Linked DNA regions of Homo sapiens: region 2 is linked to region 1. Evidence: read pairs that join two places in POLR2A ChIA-PET (ENCODE). Cell type or tissue: Caco-2. All regions are shown on one strand. Links, peaks and the distances in the headings refer to the core of each region. The heading gives the core; the rest is flanking DNA. Region 1 overlaps COL11A2 (collagen type XI alpha 2 chain). Region 2 holds the start of RGL2 (ral guanine nucleotide dissociation stimulator like 2).

Evidence for each region. ChIA-PET counts read pairs that join two places held together with the same protein. Peaks named below come from ENCODE experiments on the same cell type or tissue, not always from the same donor. Only the 100,000 strongest peaks of a DNase experiment are listed, where the experiment ranks them.
Region 2: POLR2A ChIA-PET joins it to region 1 with 13 read pairs; 4 of 35 experiments call an interaction of 5 or more read pairs at or near these places.

What each region holds. Positions count from the first base shown.
Region 1 is chr6:33,167,518-33,177,175 of GRCh38, forward strand. It overlaps COL11A2 (collagen type XI alpha 2 chain), which reads right to left. Exons shown (of 66, transcript NM_080680.3): 25 at 9,475-9,528; 26 at 9,204-9,248; 27 at 8,916-8,969; 28 at 8,742-8,786; 29 at 8,499-8,552; 30 at 8,057-8,164; 31 at 7,010-7,063; 32 at 6,648-6,701; 33 at 6,494-6,538; 34 at 6,356-6,409; 35 at 6,184-6,228; 36 at 5,985-6,038; 37 at 5,831-5,884; 38 at 5,543-5,596; 18 more. Among named protein-coding and RNA genes, the nearest start is that of COL11A2, 20 kb to the right of the region's middle. In Caco-2, for the core only: a CTCF peak has its summit at 5,333; no DNase peak of the experiment used is centred there.
Region 2 is chr6:33,294,856-33,304,513 of GRCh38, forward strand. RGL2 (ral guanine nucleotide dissociation stimulator like 2) reads right to left here and starts at 4,087. Exons shown (of 18, transcript NM_004761.5): 1 at 4,015-4,087; 2 at 3,600-3,796; 3 at 2,177-2,260; 4 at 1,743-1,921; 5 at 1,559-1,609; 6 at 1,173-1,470; 7 at 653-904; 8 at 464-567; 9 at 272-356; 10 at 122-190. The coding sequence starts at 3,755. TAPBP (TAP binding protein) reads right to left here. Exons shown (of 8, transcript NM_003190.5): 5 at 9,442-9,658; 6 at 9,273-9,362; 7 at 9,100-9,134; 8 at 4,839-6,916. The coding sequence ends at 6,905. RefSeq lists enhancers at 2,438-2,965, 3,052-3,552, 5,255-5,762, 5,763-6,268 and a silencer at 4,320-4,498. In Caco-2, for the core only: a CTCF peak has its summit at 4,952 (motif pointing left); DNase peaks (open chromatin) are centred at 2,916, 3,246, 4,586, 4,996 and 1 weaker place; H3K4me3 peaks cover 3,578 bases.

The DNA.
Region 1 (9,658 bases), core at 935-8,934:
TAGCGCCAGGATCTCCCTGAAACACACACAAGGAATGTGTCCTGAATGGCAGAGGAGTGGGGTGTGGGCAGGGGGCAGAGGGTCCAAGGTGGGAGGCAGGAGGCAGGGAGGAAGGGCCAAACTCTAGGAGCCCCTAGCGCAGGAACAAGTACAGGGAACGCCTGTCCCCATAAGGGCCCAACATGGGAGAGGTGGAGATGGGGTGGGCATCTGGAGACGGAGGCATCTGAGGGGTGGGAGGCGGAGGGGATGCTCCAGCACTAGGGCAGCCTGTCCCTCACCTTGGCTCCCTTCCCTCCTTGTCGCCCCTCGGAACCAGGCGAGCCAGCAGGACCCTGCAGGTGGAGTGGGAAGGAAGAGCACATGAGGCCGTGGGCAGCCAGGCTCAACTCTTCCCCCTTCCTGTCCTAGACACACACATACACATGCACACACACACGTGCATACACAGGGACACGCGCCGAGGGCCGATTCACAGATGTGCAGAACAGATACAGCTGTGACAGTTGTGAAAATACTGGGTAGTCTGTACATTTGGTGAAGGGCCACTTGCCCACACCCTACCTGGTGGCCCGTCTCCTGCCCCAGAAACTAAAAAGGTTCACCCCTGGCCCACAGAAAAGCTGGCCAGCCCCTCCTCCAGTTTCCATTCTGCTTTGTCAGTAACCACCACTACCCCTGGTGAAAACATACACACCAGAACCCAGGAACAAACATGCCCGAGATACCGCACACCCATCAACCCACCAGCTCCTGCACACACACTCGCCCAGTGCAATGAGATACCGCATACCCTTAAACCCACCAGCTCCTGCACACACACCCTGCCCCGGGCAATGAGATACCACACGCCCTTAAACCCACCAGCTCCTGCACACACACACACCCAGGGCAATGCAGACACCAGGCACCTCCCCACCCATCCCACCTGCCATTGCCCAGCCTCCACCCACACAGCCCAGGGACTGCCTCCCAAGGTCTCAGGGGTCCACCTCACTTACTCGCTTTCCAAGTGGCCCTGGGGGTCCATTCTCCCCGGTGGGACCAGGGGATCCCTAGGGAGAGAGGAATTGGGGTGGCTGAGTGTTTATCCTCCAGCCAAGGGACCCCTCAGGAGTGGGGCACAGAAGAGGGGTAAAGAGGATGAGGCTTGGGCTCAGGGGGGTGGTGGGGTCACCAGGCACTCACAGGCTGTCCTGGCTCACCATCCTCGCCTCGGTCACCCTTAGCACCATCCTGGCCCTGCAGAAGTGAAGCAAGGTCAGAGGTGGGCCCCCAACCTGGCTGGCATCACCTCCAAAACTGTCAATACCCCATCCCCTTGCCCACCCTGCCATACCCCCGGCTTCCCAATACCCAAGCCCAGCGGCCACACAGAGGACCCCCCCATAGAAGCCCCACCCTTTTTGCCCCTTCCCTTCTCTGAGTAAGACTCACCCGAGGGCCACCTTCTCCAGGGGGGCCAGGGTCACCAGGAAAACCAACAGGACCCTGATCCAGATGGAGAATAAGAGTCAGGGTCACAGCTCCCTAAGCCCACCCAGCACAGACGCCCACAGGCACACGCCACTGCCTCTCTAGAGGCAGTGCCCACCAGTACCCCCCAGGAAGAGGTCTCCTGCACCCCTTTCCCTACCACGTGCACTGCGTGTTGTCTAATTCCTCAAGGTATTAACTGCAGGGCATCTCTCACTTTCTCTCCGGATCCTAGACCCCAGGCATCCCTCTGGATGCCCCATTCCCAGAGCATCCCCCAAACTCCCGGGCTCCCCACACTCCAAGATCCTCCCTCACACACACCCATATTCCCAGGTCTGTCATTCACAGGGCCTGAGAGGACTCAGCCCCCACTGCCCCAAACTCACAGGGTTCCCTTTGGGGCCATCATCGCCTGTGGGGCCTTTAGGCCCTGGTGGCCCTGGCTCTCCTGGCTGCCCCGACTCTCCTTTCTCTCCACGTTCCCCGCGTGGACCCTGCAGAACAAGCGGAGGACACAGATGGCCCAGGGAATCTTGAAGATCAGGGATGCAGCCTCTGCTTCCGAGACACCTTCAGCCATCCCCTACTCCCCTCAGTGACAATGGGACATACACAGAAAGTCAAGCCTACAAGGGGAGTTCCCTAGTCCCCTTCCCTTCAAGAAAGGGGAAGAAGGGCTCACTCAGACCAGGGATCAGGCCTCATAGAGGATGGCAGGGAGCAGAGACTCTTGCTGCAGAGGAGTTCCAGCTCAAGGAGGTCACAGGAAAAGTGGAGGCAGGGTTGAGGCGGGTGACGGGGACTGGGGAGTAAGGCCTTGGAGCTGTCACTCACCTTGACACCTGGCTCGCCCTGGATCCCTGGAGATCCTGACTCTCCTGGTTCCCCCTGCAAAGAGATTAGAGTCAAAAACCTCCTCTCCTTCCCCAGCCAAAAAATTCTGATATTCCCCACATCTCATTCTCTTTTGTCTCCCCACCCAAAATTGGCAGAAATCCAACTCCCATCCCCCACTTCCATGACTGGTCCACTCACCCCCTTCCCAGTTACCTTCTCTCCAGGGGGACCCAGGTTCCCAACACCTCCTGGGGGACCTTGTGGGCCCTGGAAGAGGAACAGAAATAGGTGTCATTGCTTAGGATGGAGGTGCCATTTCAGGGGCAAAGTCCCAGATGAGCAGCCCAAGGTTACAGCAGTGAGGCAGTGGAGGCCTCCCGGGAGTAAGGGCTTCTCTTGGCCCCTGAGACGATACTAGAGTTTATGGTCTGGGAAAGGGAGGCAGAAGACCAGACACATTGGTCTCAAGGGACAGGGGCTGAGATGACTCACATCAGCGCCATTGGGTCCAGCTGGACCTCGAGGTCCTGGGGGGCCAGGTGGTCCCTGGGGGAAACAGATACACCACAGATGAGGAAGGGAAGTGAGATGGCTGAGCATGAATGGTGGAGAGAGGAGGAGGAGCAGCCAGGCCAGGGAGTTGGCAGTGGGGTGTGGGGTGGGGGCTGGCCAGGGAGGGGGGTGACTAGTATGGTGGCTAGGGTCAGTAGGGGTCACACTCACCATAGGACCCACATCTCCTGTTTCTCCCTTCTCCCCAGAGGGGCCTGGCAAACCCTGTGCAAGTATACAAAACATGGGCCCAGGTGACGACCCCACCCAAAGCACAGCCCTAGGCAGATAGGCCCCACAGTCCCCTCCCCTCAGACTCCGCAGGCCCTCCAGTCTGCATCGGCAGGCTGCTGGCAGAGTCTGGGGCAAAACATCACCCCATCCTGACCCCACCTCTCAGCCCCTGTCCTATCCCCCAACACACCTGTAGGCCAATGGGTCCTGGGGGCCCATTGAATCCTCTTGTTCCTTCATCACCTTTGGCTCCAAAGTGTCCCTGGGGTCCCCGAGCTCCGGGCTCCCCATCTGCTCCCTGCAGGGTTGAGGGAAAGCAGAGACAAGGACACAGGGATGGGTCATGGGTCAGGTGTTCTCTATCCACAAATACCACACACAGCTGGGTGCCAGGCCCAGAGCCCCTGCTCCCACTCCCAGCCACAAGGGCAGAGGGGAGCTGAGGGAGGACCAGAGGCTGCTGGGCCTTCGGTGGGGGTGGAGGGGTCACTCACCGCTGCTCCAGGCTGCCCCACAGGACCAATGGGTCCAGGGGGTCCAGGAGGGCCCTGGGTAAGAGAAGAGAGTCAGAGACACCAAAACAGGGAGAGAGATCAGGTGGGACTGAGGTTAAAGGCCAGGAGGTCAGAAGTCAAGGTCATGGACACTTACATGTTCACCCTTGTTCCCTTTGGTGCCCTTCTGTCCGGGGTCCCCCACCTCACCCTGGGAGGAGAAGGCAGACAAGATATTAGAGAAAGGTGATGGGTAGAGTGGGAAGGATGACATGACAGGGGCCAGGGGTCATGCCCAGGTCAGCCATCTCATCTGGAAAGAAGATTGGTCGGGGTCTGTGGGGTCCCCTCACCTTGTCTCCATCCTCTCCAGCCACACCTGGAGGCCCAGCAGGACCAGGAAGCCCCACAGGACCCTGCACTCCATCTCGGCCAGTCGGGCCAATGGGGCCCTTCTCACCCTGTGGGACAGGAGGAAGGAGTCATGGCCTGGAGGTGACCCTCACCCTCAAACACCCCACAGGAAACTTGTCATAGCCCATCAACCCTAGGCTCACAGACCCCTCCCCAGTACCCCTCCCCAATACCCCCACACTCACTGGGACACCTTTCTCTCCTGCTGCTCCAGGGGGACCCTGCGGGCCTGGGCGCCCTGGCGGACCAATGGGTCCCCCTGATCCTGCTGCACCTCGTTCCCCAGGGGAGCCCTGAGAAAGCAGATGGTCAGACCCCCAGGAAGGAGACACCAGCCCGCCCATACCAGAGAACCTCAGACCACAATTCCCAAAAGCTCCCAAAATCAGATGCATTCTGGCTGTCCCTGGACAGCCTCTGCCCAGCCCCACAGCCCCTGGTGGTATCAGAATGCCACTCCCACCCTTCCTCACCCACCCCTTTCCCGGGTCCTTCCTACCACTTCCGGAACCCCAGACTCACTGCAGGGCCAGGGGGGCCAGACGGACCTTCATTCCCCTTCAAACCAGGTCCACCCTATGAACCAGACATTTGGGGAAGATGAGACTTCACGAAAAGAGAAGGGTGAGAGCTGGAGAGGGAAGACAGGCTCCAAAAGATGGAAGTGGGGAGTGACATGGAGGGGGTCAGGGACAGGGTCGGGGTGGGGACTCAGGATGCTTGGTGCTTGTGACAGGCAGGGGTCTGGGAGTCACACTCACAGCAGTGCCTGGGAGGCCTCTCTCTCCTGGGAATCCCCTCAGACCAGCAGGACCATCCTTCCCTGGGGCCCCAGGGGGACCAGGGTCACCCTAAAAGGAAAGGAGAGGTGATGAGCCACAGCCATGCTCCCAAATTAAACAGAGAGCTCTCCAGCCCCCCCTCAAATCTCCAACTACCTGTTCCTTTCAGCACCCCAATCCCCAGCTCCCCCACTTCCCCTCTGCCTGGCCCCTCACTGACCTTTGTTCCTTCTTTTCCAGCTGTCCCAGGTAGTCCCTGCTCTCCAGGGGGCCCCGGGGGGCCTGGGTGACCTCTCTCCCCCATAGGGCCGGTTTCTCCTGCTGCTCCCTAGACAAAAGCAGAGAGAGTTCCTGCTCTCAGGCCCTTCATCTCGCTGTCTGCCAGAAGAGCCCACCCTGGCCACCCTAAAACACTCCTTCAGAACCCCTTTATCCCTGCCCCAAAGCTCCTGGGAAATTCCCCGGCATTCCTGGGCCACTGCTGGGTTTTCTCCTGCCCCATGTGGAGTAACTACACCACCTTGTGTCTCTGTTGGGGAACTGCCTCTCCTGGGGGACAAGACGATGAGAATGCGCCCCAAAACAGACTGAAGTTCAGGACCCCTGCCTGAAATCCCAGCCCCCACCATTGACCCCAGCCCCAGGAGTCTGGGTCAGGTGGACCGGGGCAGGGGCGTGTGACCGAGAGAAGAGGGGCAGACAGACTAATGCTAGGGTCAGGGGTCCATTCTCTCCTAGGGACAAACCTACCTGAGGTCCCACCACTCCTGGAGGACCAGGGGGGCCGGTCTTCCCTTGGAAACCCTAGGCGAGGAAGAGAGGAGAATGCAGTGAAAGCAGGTGTGGGCGCTGTGGGGCAGATTCCCAGGAGGAAGGATCCCAGGCAGGATCACACCAAGCCCTGGGCCCTGGGTCTGAGCAGCACCAGGGCAGGCTCCACTCTGCCAGGAGAACGTCCCTGTGGGCTTTCCAGACAGCTCTGGGGTTAAAGGGTCTGATGGAGCCCCCTGAGAATGGGTAGCCAGGAGCATCACTCACCACTTCTCCTCTTTGGCCTGGGTGTCCCGGCAGCCCATCCTTCCCAGGGGGGCCCTGGAAGGGGTTCAGTTGTCAGGTGAACTCTCAGCTGGAAAGCAGGTAGGGAAGAAGGACTCAGAGAAGCGAGGTGGGTCAGAGCTCGGGGTCAACTTACCGGGGGTCCTTTCGGTCCAGGAAACCCGTTGGGACCCTGAGGTCCAGGGAGGCCCTAGAGACAGAGGTGGGGGGAGTCAGGAGAATGGGGGCAGGGGCTGAGTGGGGGAACTCAGCTTCCTTCCTGGGGTGAGGAGGGAGCTGGCTCACCCAGGCTCCCTGGGGACCTCAGGGGAAGGGGACTTTCGATCCACACTCACCCTCTCTCCAGGGGGCCCATGGGGGCCATCACCACCAGATGTTCCCTGTGGGGGGAAACAGAGTCAAGGAGTGGGAAGAGCTGCTTTCCAGCTGTCCCCGAGGTCAGGATGTTGAGGGAGAGCTGGGGCTGAGTGGGCAGGGGGCAGTTGGAGCCTTGTAGAGACCATTCACCTTAGCTCCAGACTTCCCAGTGGCACCTCGGGGTCCCCGCTGACCCCGTGGACCCTACAGAGGGAAGAGGAGTTGTCAGAGAAACCCAAATGCCCCCCTCTGGACCTTGAGCCACCTGTTTCTCTCCCCTGCACTCACCGTGGGGCCCCGTTCTCCCCGAGGCCCTGACTTCCCCGACAGGCCCTGGTGGGAATGAAGCAGAGAGAACATTACCCAGGGTGAGACTCCCCACAGACCCCCTCTACACCTCTCCAGCCCTTCCCTTCTCACGCCCTCCCACCCCCCAGCTTACCCGGGCTCCCTTCTCTCCACTGGCACCAGGAAAGCCAGGAAATCCTAGGGACCCCTGGTGAGAACGGAGAAGGGGGGAAATTGAGAAGTTATGAAAGGTAGGGTTCAGGAAGGGGCAAAGGGGGTCAGGAGAGGCCACAAAGGCAGTGGCCAGGGAGACCCGAGCTCTGCCAAGAACTAAGTGGCCTTGGACAAACCCCTGCTGCTCTCTGGGCCTCTTTCGGTCATCTGTAAAATGGGGGTCAGCTAAATTCCCTCTGGGGTCCCCCACTGCCCTGCATCTGTGCTTTCTGGAATCAGGGATCAGGGAAGCGAAGAGGAGGAGGGAAGAGGAGGAGGGGCACGTATGGGGCATGGCATCACCTTGGGTCCCTGACGTCCAGGATAGCCAGGCAGACCAGGAACACCCAGCTTGCCCTGTGGAGGGACAGGAAGCAGTTAGGAGTGAGAGGAGGCCCAGATGCCACTCCACCCCTGGAGACCTCAACCCTCACATATAACAGCCAGCCCCCACCCAGCAACACACCCCACACACCCCAGCCTCTAGCCCCTCATTGCTTGCCCCACAGCTGCCTGACTTTTGTTGTCTCTCCTTCCCGTGAGTGGATTTTCCCCAATTCTAGTGCTGGGATCCCACCTCCCCTGCGCCTACAGAGGTATCAGGTCCTTCAGGGTCACTGTGATCTAGCTGCTTCCCACATGTCAACCTCAGCTCCATCTACCCCATGAGGGAGGTGGGATCTACCCCAGCACCCACTCCTGCTTCACCAAGACCAATCCCCCTGCAGGCCCTTTGCCCACCACACCCCGACTCCCGTGCATGCCCCCTTCCCCAGAGGCTCCAGGGCTCATCCTGCCCAGGCAGCTGCAGAGCAGGGCTTAGAAGCAGAGATTCTGAAGCCAGACTGCCTGGGCATAACCCCTGGCTCTGCCCTTCACTGGCCATGTAATCAACAAGCATCCCTGTGCCTCTGTAAAACCTCAGCAAAACAGTACGTCACATGCCTACCTCATAGGATAGATAGGACGCATCAGCACAGCACCTGGCACAGGGCAAGTGCTGGGGAGAGTCAGCTCTGGAGACCACAGACCTCACTGCTATTAGACTCTCTCATCTCAGAACTCCTGCTGCTTGGAGTCCGAACGCATGTTCACTCTGCCTTGAAGCAACAGCTACTCTCTAAGCTTCGTCTCCGTCCAACTCTTCGTGTCAGGGACTTTTCCCTGACTTCTTATATATCCCCTCTGCCCATCAGCAGCTGAGAGATGCCATTTACACAGACAGAAGTATGACTAATGCATGGCCATCTTCAACTGACTGGCTGACTTCAGCGGCGGGCACCCATGCCCATCCTGACCCCAGTGCCCACACCCCCAGAGGACCCAGGCACAGAACCCTCATCCCATCACCTTCTCGCCCATGAGCCCTGGGGGCCCAGGGTCTCCAGTCGGTCCAGTGCGTCCCTTTGGCCCCTCAGGACCATCCTCTCCCCTGGAACCAGGGACTCCAACTTCGCCCTGTGTGAGAGGGAAGGACAGGTGAGTGCTGGGGACTGGAGGTGGGCTCTGGGCCCAGAGGAGAAATGGGCAACAGTGAGGCTGAGGAGGGCTAGAGGGGTCCCAGGAGCCACTGCAGGACAGGAAGCCCACAGGGTAGGGATAGTGTAGTGATGGGAGGGCAGGCATGACACAGACCATGGGGCTATCATCCTGTAGGGGTCAGGCTCCCAAGGGAACACAGCACTGGAACTGTGGAGTCTGGAGACTCAGGAGAATAAACCGGTGCTTGGCGTCTCCAGAGTGGAGGCTCAGTAGAACACGGAATTGGGGCCAGTGTGGGGTCTCTACTCACCCTGTCACCTTTCACGCCTATGTCACCTTTGAACCCAGGAAAGCCATCCTCACCCTGAGAAAGATAGAGGTGAGAGGGCACCACAGATGACAGAGGGCTGGGGTTCTAATGGGAATTCTGAGAACATAGGTGGAAGCAGGGGCTCGGGAGCTGGACGGCAGTGCGGGGCAGGCTGGAGGGAAGGCAGTGAAGAGAGGAGATGGCAGGACTGAGGTGCTGGGAAGCTGGGGGCATGGTGCTCACCTTCTCACCCTTATGACCCTTCAGACCCCGAATTCCGTCCACACCCTAGAATTAGAGAGGGGATAGAAGTAGACTGATCAGGGGATGGAGGTGGGTTGGAAGGACCAAGCTCCTAAGACCCCATATAGCTCCCCTGACCACAGCCCTTTGTCTCCCAGCCTGGTGGTCAGTTACCTTGACCCCTCGAGGTCCTGGGTATCCTAGAGGTCCCTGAGGTCCAGAGGGACCCTGGAAGATAAAAGAGAGGCATTTATAAAGGGGCCTCAGAGTGTCACTGTGGGGGCCTCCAGGGGTGGAAGAAATGGAAGTAACAACATTGCTGTCTGGGTAGGGTTACGGGGCACAGGAATTGAGAATGTGGCAGAGCCATATGAATAATGAGACAAGGGAATCCCAAGGACTTTGAGGCTCTAGAGTCTGAGTGGAGACTCCCTCAGGGGATAAAGACATGGAAGATCTCACCTGGTTTCCTTTGGTTCCAGGGGGACCTTCCTTCCCTGGGTGACCCTGGGAGTAAGGGATAGAAAATGTGACCAGTGGCCCCTGTCACCCTCTCTGCACCCCTCCCTACACTTCTTCCAACCCAAATTTCCTGTGACCTAGTGAAGCCAACTGTCCATGGACAAGCACCACCAGTGACCTTTCAGTGCAAGGGTCACTAAAGGAGCTCTGAGGTCATGCACTGGGGTGGAAGGCCAAGGGGAACTGGATTCGGAAGTGGGGTCCCACTCACCGGGGGTCCGTCTGAGCCAGGCATGCCGGGGAGCCCTGGCTTCCCTTGAGGACCCTGCAGGAAGACAAAGAGGCTCAGGGTCACTAGAGGGGTCATGTCTGGACACAGACAAAATCCCAGCAGACATTTAGGGTTCTCCCTACATCCCCACTCTAAACCCCCTGTCCTCCAAATCACTTAGTCA
Region 2 (9,658 bases), core at 976-8,975, 130 kb after region 1:
ATTTCATTCTCCTCACCCCTCTGTGCCTCCCTTACCCATCCTTCAGGCTGCTCCCCCAAAACATACTCCTCACCCCTTCATAATCACCACCCCCACGCCCACCACCCCGCTAGTCACTCACCCCACCCCGGGAGCCAGACCTCGGGGCCTTCTTGGAGTGTGGCTCCAGAGGAGACTGCAGCTTCACCTCCTGGTGGTGACAAAATAAAAGAGACATGGGGGAGCAGTAGGGAACAAGGAGAGGTGGGAATGCCACAAACCAGGCTCTCACCTGCACGAGCAGCTCCCGACTCTGGGAATAATTATCCTCCTCGGAGAAAATCTGGCAGAGGCTGGAAAAGACTCTGAGGCTGTCCCTGGGGAAGGGAGAAAAGTGGCCCTGAGGACAGGCCTGGCTCTGTCACCCCCTCTTCCCCGCCTTCTGAGGAACCCCCACCCCAGTCCAATGCCTCAGCCTCCGCACCTGGTTGCTTCCCCCCAGGCTGCCCGAAGCCTGTGGATGGGGCTGGACTGCAGGGCTGACACCACGGCATAAACTGAAGAGAAGTTTCGGAGCAGCCGGCACTCCTGTGGGGGTCAAAGAAGAGAGCTAAGGCTATGGGAGGCCTCTCCATTCCATGGCCACAAACCGTAGGGCAATCTTCTCTCTCACCTCTGCCACGCGGATCCACTTCTCCAGGAGCCGGGCCCTCTGTGGGGGACGGAGTGGCCGTATGGTCACCTCCCCAGGTCCCTCTCCAGTGGAAGTAGCCCCCAGGACAGAACTAACCACTGCCCCTGCCACCTTGTTAAACTGTGTGACAGTAGCTCGGACAGATGGGCAGAGGTGAGAATGTCCTGGCCGGTCTCTGTGACCCCACAGGCCTCCCAGGCACTGAGAGGGGATCAAATTGAGAAAAAGTTCCTGCAGGGTAGAGGTCAGAGGTTAAAGTTCATAGTCAAGTGAGGTCAGCCTTCCAATATCAGGGATCTGAGGATCTCAGGTGGCCAAGGAACCAGAGGGGCACAGGGTTTGAAGGGTAACGACCAAAGGGAAAAGGGGAGAATCAAAATGGTAGGTGGAGGAGGCTAGGAGCTGGATCAGGAAGGGGTGGAAGCAAGGAAAGGATCTGGAGTCAAGGAGAGGTTAGTAAGGGGTCAGGGGGCATAGGGGCCAGAGGTCAGGGTCTCACCGCATCTAGCAGGGTCAGCTGTTCGGCCAAGTGGTCAGCGAGGAACACCAGGACATCCGTGGGGTCAGCAGGGGGATCGCCGGGGAGGGCCAGGGGCTTAGGAAGGTCGGGGGCCTGGGGGTCCACCCGGGACCGGAGATTGCGGATGAGGTCAGCGCTGCCCCCCCCAACACCCTTCCCTGCTGCATACCCTGTCTGAAGTAAGAAGCTCTCAAGCCGGTCAAGCTGACCCTTGGCCTCAGAGCCAAAATCCTCAGGGTGAGAGGCCAGCCAGGTTGACAGTACAGAGATGGCTACCCTGGGAGAAGGGAATCAGCCAAGGGTGAGAGGTAAAGCTGCAGCCTGGGCAGAGGGGACTGTGAGATTAAGAACCAGGGGTCACTCACTCTGTTGTCCTCTCTAGTTCGTCGGTAGGATGAGATTCAAGGGCTTCCAGCCTGAGGGGGAGAAGAGGATCTATCTGTCCATTTTTCCCAAACCCTCAGTGGCTTTGACTATTTTGGTGGGATGTTGCGGCTTTAGGAAATCCGGGCAGATACTCCACTACCCTGCGTCCCTTATGACTCTGACCTGTCAGCCATAAGCCCTAGCAAGGCAGGCGTGGAGGTGAAGGCCCGGTGGGTAGCCAGGAAGGCTGACATGAAGCTCACATCAGTCCCTGATGTCCGGGTATCCAGTAGGTGTCTGACCAGGGCCTCCAGAGTGCCAGCTCGGAGCCGTCGGGAGGAACGTGGGGGAGGCATAGGGACCTGGAGAACACAGAGAGATGATCGCTAACCCTTTCTCCCACTCTGCACCTAGATTTCTGAGGACAATCCCAGACCCAGGAGATGTTCCAGACTCATTTTTCTGATATTCAGAGAGGGCAAGAGTCTTGGCCTATGTCACACAGCAGAGTCCAGGACTCCAGAACTCCAACCTAGCACTCTGGCCAGAAAGTCAGCCAGAGGAAGGAAAACTGGGAATGAAGAGTCAGAGGTGAGAAGCTAAAGTCATGATCTCACCAAGGGATCAAGAGGTCGATATTGGCGGCTTGTGACGGTAAACACGGCACCATCCTCCTCCTCATCCCAGACGGACACAGGGGCCTGGAGGAGCAAGGAAGGGGAAGTCAGACAGTTCCACACCACCCCCCATTGCCCTCAGCCTTCACCCCAGGCCCTGCTCCTCCCTCTGTACCCCTCACCTGTGGTGGCAGGGCATAGTACCAGCGAGTGCGAGGAAGGGTTGGGGGAGCTGGTGACCCCAGGTCTCCCCCACTGGGGCCCAGACAGCCCCACCCCAGCCGCCTCAGGGCCCCGGTGGAGTCGAAGGGGCTGCAGTGGAGGCGTGGATGGAGTACAGGAATTCTGATCCTGGAGACCCCCAAAGCCCCTTCTCCCCAGAGCTGAACCCACACACGACAGAGAAGCAGGGTACAAAGGGCAGGAGAGGGAAGCGAGAGGCAGCAAGCCAGAGGCAGCGACTAGGGGTAGCTGAAACCTCAGTCCAGGCACTGCCGCATGCCCCGCCCCTCCCGGCCAAGGACTATACCAGCCCAGAGAATTAGTCTTTTTCAGGACCCCTTTCACCCTGGTCCCTCGGGTAGCGCCTCCACTATCTCAGCCCTAAGGGACCCCCGAAGGTAGCAGCTCCAATCCCAGTACAGGAAGGAAAAGGGGAAGTGGGATGATAGGGGGTTGGGGGCGGTAGACTCAGAGAGTCACGTGGCCCCAGCCCCTCCCCCGACCGATCCCGAAAAACCAGCCCTGCCAGTCAACCTGCCCTCACCTAGGATCTGGACCTAGGAGTTTAGGGCCTCGGGGCCCCAAATCCAAATTCTGGCCCCTCCTGAGGCCCGAAATCCTGCTCCTGGCCACCACCATTAATCCCTAATGAAAACAGATGACCACTCTCTACCCACCCTAGGATCTTTCCTCCAGGTCCCAGAACCGTGGCTTCCCGGCCTCTACCCAGGACCGGGGCGGGGCGGGGGGGCGGGGGGAAGGGGGAGAGAGGGAAGGAGGGGTCACGAAATCTGAGGGTTCCCTCCCCAATCCCAGAGTCAGAGGAGCTGGTTACTGTGGAAACAAACCCCTCCCCGCCAAACAAAAACAAGGAGGGAGACAGGGACCAAGACACGACTGCTCAGAGAGGTAGGCACACTCAGGCAGGCAGAGGTGGAGGGCCAAAGACCCGCAGGGACAGGACAGCCAGCCAGAAGTTCCAGGCAGGAACAGGGCAGGTTCCTGCGGGCAGGTCCTGAGTCACACTGACAGAGAACCACGGAGACGCCAGGACTCCCCGCAGCAGAGAAACGGGCCGACACCCAGGGAGGCGCGAGAATAACTGAGGCAAGGAGGAGGAGATGTAGGGACCCAGAGACAAGAGAAAAGTGGAGACTTCAGAAATACATACGCCCCCTACCTCCCACCACCCGCGTCTCACCTCTTCTTCTTCCTCCTCCTCTTCCTCCTGCCCCCCGCCCACGACCAGGCCACCTGGGCCCCCACCCTCTTCGGGGTCCCGGCTTCGGAAGCTGCTCAGTACGACTCCCCCGGGGGGGCTCGTGTCCAAAAGCAGCCGCAGGGGCCGCGGGAGCATGGCCGAGTGAAGGAATCAGCGGGGTCGGGCCATGGGGGCGCCTGGGGAGAGACGGGGTGGGGTGGGGGTGGAGAGTCAGGCAGGCGCGGGGGAACCGGGCAGGGAAGGGACGTGGGTGGGTGTCAAGAAGACCGGAAGGGAGTTCTGCAGGAAGGTTGGGGGAGGGGGCAACAGAAGGGTGGAATAGGGGGGCCCTTGGTGCTGTTGGGGAAGGAGGAGGTCACGAGTACGGGGACGCGCAGGGTGCTCAGGCTCTGACCTGCTCGGGAGGGGTGGGGGCAGCGTGGGTCCTGAGCCGCTGTTGCCGTCGGTCTCCGGCCCCGGACCGAGTCCCCTCCCCGGCTTTTCCGTACCCCCTTGAACCCCCCCGCCGGGCTCCTGGGCCCTCCCGCCCTTTCCGCTCCCCCCCGCGTCCGCCCGCTCCGAGAGCAGGAGCCAAAAGGGGAAGGAAGTGAGGACAGGAGCCAGGGCCGCGGACTAGGGGAGCGCTGGACGCTCAGGGACCAGGACCCAGGCGCCCGAGTCCCCAGCTCCACTGTCCTCCGCCTCTACACTCGGGGATTCTGGAGACCACGTCGACCCGCAATGAACTGGAATAAAGATTCCAGTCTCCAGCCCCTGGGGGAAGGCAGGAGCAGAATTTGACATTCCCTTCCCCAACAATAACACGGCTAAAACTCCCGCGGGAAGCGTTTCAGGCGGAGAGAGAGCCGGTCACTCCATCCCCACGGGATTACCCTCCCTACCACAACCCACGAATGTAGCTGACCGAAATCCCGGCCGGGTTTTCCGAAGGGCCCTCGATTCCCGCCCCCTCGGCAGGGGGCGGGGCAGGAAGCAGCCACATCCGGTTCCAGATTCGGCTCTCAGAGGCTTCCGGCGCCGAGACCGAGATCCCCGTCGGCTCGGTGTATCCTCGCTGGTGGAGTACCCTCTGCTTGAGCGCATCTCATGCGCCAGTAGTGGCGCCCGCCCCGAACGGTGTCGACGGGGCGTTCTCTGAGCGGTTCAGGGTCACTGGAAGGGACCAGAGGTGATTGGAATATTCATTGAGCTTGGAAAGGGGTTGGAATGAGAGAACCGTTTGGAAGCACTGGAATACAGCTTTATTCCTACACGATTAGACCCGTTACCCCGTGGGTCTGGCCGACCGTCCTGACTCGGAGATCCCTGAGCTGCGCCGCCGCTTCCTTCGTCAACATCCAGCAGCTACTTGATGAGCGCCCTCCAGTGGGCCTTAGGTCCCTATGCCGGCGCGGGGTTACAGCAGTGGACAGACAGGCCAGTCCCTGTCCTCGAGGAGCCCATGATCCGCGGGGAGACAGGCATTTAACGACGACTCACACGATCACTTAAATACAACTGTGGTGAACCGCACAAGAGGGACGCGCGGCGGTCTGCGGGGAATGACGAGGCCGACCTCGTCTGCGACCCAGGGAGGGCAAGGGTGGACCAGGCAAAGGGAACAGAGGACTGGGACCTGGAGGTGGGCGGGAGGCGTTTGGTTCATTGGAGGAAAGGAATAGCCCTGTGTGTGATGAGCATTGAGAGGAGGTCTGGCGAGCACCATCTAGGGCTGAAGAACTAGGCAGTGGCTCCAGCGCGGGGCGGTGGGGGGGACAAGTGAGCCAGGGCAAGAAGAATGGATTTGGCCCTAGAGTACGGGTTCTCCAAATGTAACCTCGGCCCTACAGATCTCTGAGACTATGTCAGGGGGTTTGTGAGATTTTATAACAAAATTAAGATGTTAGTACAATATCGTGTTTCGCCGCCGGGCGCGGTGGCTCACGCCTGTAATCCCAGCACTTTGGGAGGCCGAGGCGGGCAGATCACAAGGTCAGGAGATCGAGACCATCCTGGCTAACACGGTGAAACCCCGTCTCTACTAAAAACACAAAAAGTTAGCCGGGCGTGGTGGCGGGCCCCTGTAGTCCCAGCTACTCGGGAAGCTGAGGCAGGAGAATGGCGTGAACCCGGGAGGCGGAGCGTGCCGTGAGCCGAGATCGTGCCACTGCACTCCAGCCTGGGCAACAGAGCGAGACTCTGTCTCAGAAAAAAAGAAAGATTATTTGCAGCCGGGCGCGGTGGCTCACGCGGGTAATCCCAATACTTTGGGAGGCCGAGGCGGGCGGATCACCAGGTTAGGAGATCGAGACCATCCTGGCTAACACGGTGAAACCCCGTCTCTACTAAAAAATACAAAATATTAGCCAGGCATGGTGGAGGACGCCTGTAGTCCGAGCTACTTGGGAGGCTGAGGCAGGAGAATGGCGTGAACCCGAGAGGCGGAGCTTGCAGTGAGCCGAGATCGCGCCACTGCACTCCAGCCTGGGCGACAGAGCGAGACTCCGTCTCAAAAAAAAAAAAAAAAAAGTTTTTTGCCTTCTTCATTCTATAAGTGTACAGTGGAGTTTTTCAGAAGCTACATGATATGTATTGACACCATGGTTCCCACGATGAATAGAATGTGTGCCTATGTATTCTCGTGTTTTAAATTTTTCTCACTTTTAAGTTCTAGTACCATAAATATTGATAGCTATAACCCACATACCCAAAAGCTTTTTGGGGTCCTTGATGATTTTTAAGAGGTCCTGAGAGAAAAAAATTTTGAGAACCACTGTCCTAGAGCTCCAAGAAGGTGAATGCCATAAGATGTGTGTTTTTTAAAAAAGCATTTCTCGGGCCTGGTGTGGTGGCTCACGCCTGTAATCCCAGCACTTTGGGAGGCTGAGGTGGGCAGATCACCTGAGGTCAGGAATTCAAGACCAGCCTGGCCAACATGGTGAAACCCCGTCTCTACTAAAAATACAAAAATTCACTGGGTGTGGTGGCATGTGCCTGTAATCCCAGCTACTCCGGAGGCTGAAGCCACAGAATTGCTTGAACCCAGGAGGCGGAGGTTGCAGTAAGCCAAGATCATGCCACTGCACTGCAGCCTGGGCGGAAGAGTGAGACTCCGTCTCAAAAAAAAAAAAAAAAGAAAAATTATCCCTTATATAAGTGAAAGAAAAAAAAAAAAGCATTCCAGCCACTCAGTGGAGAGAGATTGGAGGGATTAGGAGCAGATGATAGGGTATTATTTTAGGGAGCTACTACAGAAGCTTGGGCCAGAGATGATGGTGGCTTCCACAGGATGGCAGTGAGTGCCCTCACTCTGCTTTCTGGAAGAGAGGAAGGTGGTGAGGAATTCAGGATATTAAAAGGCAGTTGAGGTGTACATGGTCAGTTTAGAGACATATAAACTATCATGGGCACAGATGATGGGAGAAGGATGAGGCTAATATTTTCTGCCCTCCAGACACTGCTGAGTGCTGTATCTCCTGCATCTTCTTAAGGAGATACACTGTCTTCCTTAATCCTCCTAAAAGTCCTCTCAGGCTCCGCTGTCCAATATGACAGCCACCACCCACATTAGGCTATTGAGCATTTGATATGTGGCTAGTCCGAATTGAGATGTGCTGACTATTTAAAATAAACACCTGTGTTTGAATACTTAAGGTGAGAAAAGGGCTGCAATTTATTTTCTTTTCTTTCTTTTTTTTTTTTTTTTTTTGAGACAGGGTCTCACTTTGTCACCCAGGCTGGAGTACAGTGGGACAACCTTAGCTCATTGCAGCCTCACCCTCCCAGATTCAAGCGATCCTTCTGCCACAGCTCCCCAAGTAGCTGGGACTATAGCTGTGTGCCACCATGCCCAGCTAATTTGTTTTGTTTTGTTTTGTTTTGTTTTTTGAGACAGAGCCTCACTCTGTTGCCCAGGCTGGAGTGCAGTGGTGCGATCTCGGCTCACTGCAACCTCCACCTCCCAGGTTCAAGCAATTCTCCTGCCTCAGCCTCCTGAGTAGCTGAGATTACAGGTGTGCACCACCATGCCCGGCTAATTTTTCTGTATTTTTAGTAGAGACGGGGTTTCACCATGTTGGCCAGGCTGGTCTTGAACTCCTGACCTCAGGTGATCCGCCCTCCTCAGCCTCCCAAAGTGCTAGGATTACAGGCGTGAACCAACGCACCTGGCCAAGACTGTAATTTCTTTTTCTTTTTTTTTTGTTGTTGAGACGAAGTTTTCCTTTTGTCACCCAGGCTGGAGTGCAATGGTGTGATCTCAGCTCACTGCAACCTCTGCCTCCCAGGTTCAAGCGATTCTCCTGCCCCAGTCTCCCGAGTAGCTGGGATTACAGGTGCCGTCACATCTGGCTAATTTTTTGTATTTTTAGTAGAGATGGGGTTTCATCATGTTGGCTAAGCTGGTCTTGAACTCCTGACCTCAGGTGATCCTCCCGCCTCGGCCTCCCAAAGTGCAGGGATTACAGGCATGAGCCATCGCACCCGGCCTGTAATTTCTTATATTGTTTACATGTTGCAATAATATTTTGGATGTACAGGTTGAGCATCGCCGATCCAAAACTCTAAAATCTGAAATGTTCCAAAACCTGAAATTTTTTTAGTGCCAACATGATGCCACAAGTGGAAAATCCCACAGCTGCCCTCATGTGATGGGTCACATATATTATTAAAAATATTGTGGTCGGGTGCAGCGGTTCACACCTGTAATCCCAACGCTTTGGGAGGCCAAGGCAGCGGGCGGATCACCTGAGGTCGGGAGTTCGAGACCAGCCTGACCAACATGGTGAAACCCCGTCTCTACTAAAAATACAAAAATTAGCCAGGCGTGGTGGTGGGTGCCTGTAATCCCAACTACTCGGGAGGCTAAGGCAGGAGAATCGCTTGAACCTGGGAGGTGGAGGTTGCAGTGAGCCGAGATCGCACCATTGCACCCCAGCCTGGGCGACAGAGACTCTGTCTCAAAAAAAAAGAGAAGGAAAAAAATCTTCAGGCCATGTGTATAAGGTGTATAGGAAACATAAATGATTTCTGTGTTTAGATTTGGGTCTGATCCCAAAGATATTAAATATATGCAAATATTCCAAAGTCTGAAAAAATCCAACATCCAAAAACACTTCTGACCCAAGCATTTCAGATAAGGGACCAGAATTATTAGATTAAATAAGGTATATTATTAAGTTAATTTTACCTGTTTCTGCTTATTTTTTTAATGTGAGTACTAGAGTATTTAAATTTACATATGTGGCTTGCATTATCTTTCTATTGGACAGCACTGCCTAAGTAACTTTTTAAAATCCCTACACCCAAGGAAACATATAGATTAAGTAGCATGCTCAAAGAGTCCTACAGTTAGGATATAGTGCCAGGTTTTAACCCAGATCAGTGTGAATTCCAAGCCTAGGTTCTGCCTACCACACCAGCAGCCTCCCTCCATGGGTTTTGAGATAGGATGAGGAGATAAAGTGACAAGGGAAAGATACAGAGAGGTGGAGCACTGTACCTTCTTTGAATCCTTGCAGGTGGACAGGTAGACAGCTGTGGGGAAAGATTGAGAAGGGATGGGATGCTGGAGTGGTAGAGGTGGAGGGCAGAGGGATGGGTGTCAGGCTCTTGGGAGTAGGTGGGGAAAGTCCACCAACCTCAGGTCATGGTCAGGGTAGGGCTGACACTTACCAGCCCAGCCCAGTGCCTTGAAGAGCCCAAGCAGAAGAAAGGCAGACAGGAAAAGGCCTACGCTGTCCTCAAGGGAGGGCCCTGAAAGACCTGGCAGGCAGAAGGGGTGAGAGTGAGCTCCTGTCTTCCTGGGTGCTGGCTCAGATTCCGCAGAGCTCCCAGCTCTTACCTGCTACCTCCAGGGTGACCTCAGCGCTGCGCCCCGAGGCAGGCAGGCTGGGATGGTGAATTCGACAGGCATAGCGTGCCCCATGCTGCTCAGTGGTGACTGGGGGCGGCTGCAAGTGCCCAGAGAGGCTGACAGAGCCATCGGAATGGTGGCGCAGGGCCGAGAGCCACCTCTGCCCCTCGGCCTTCTGAGAGCGGCCCCCTGGGCCACCCCGGAG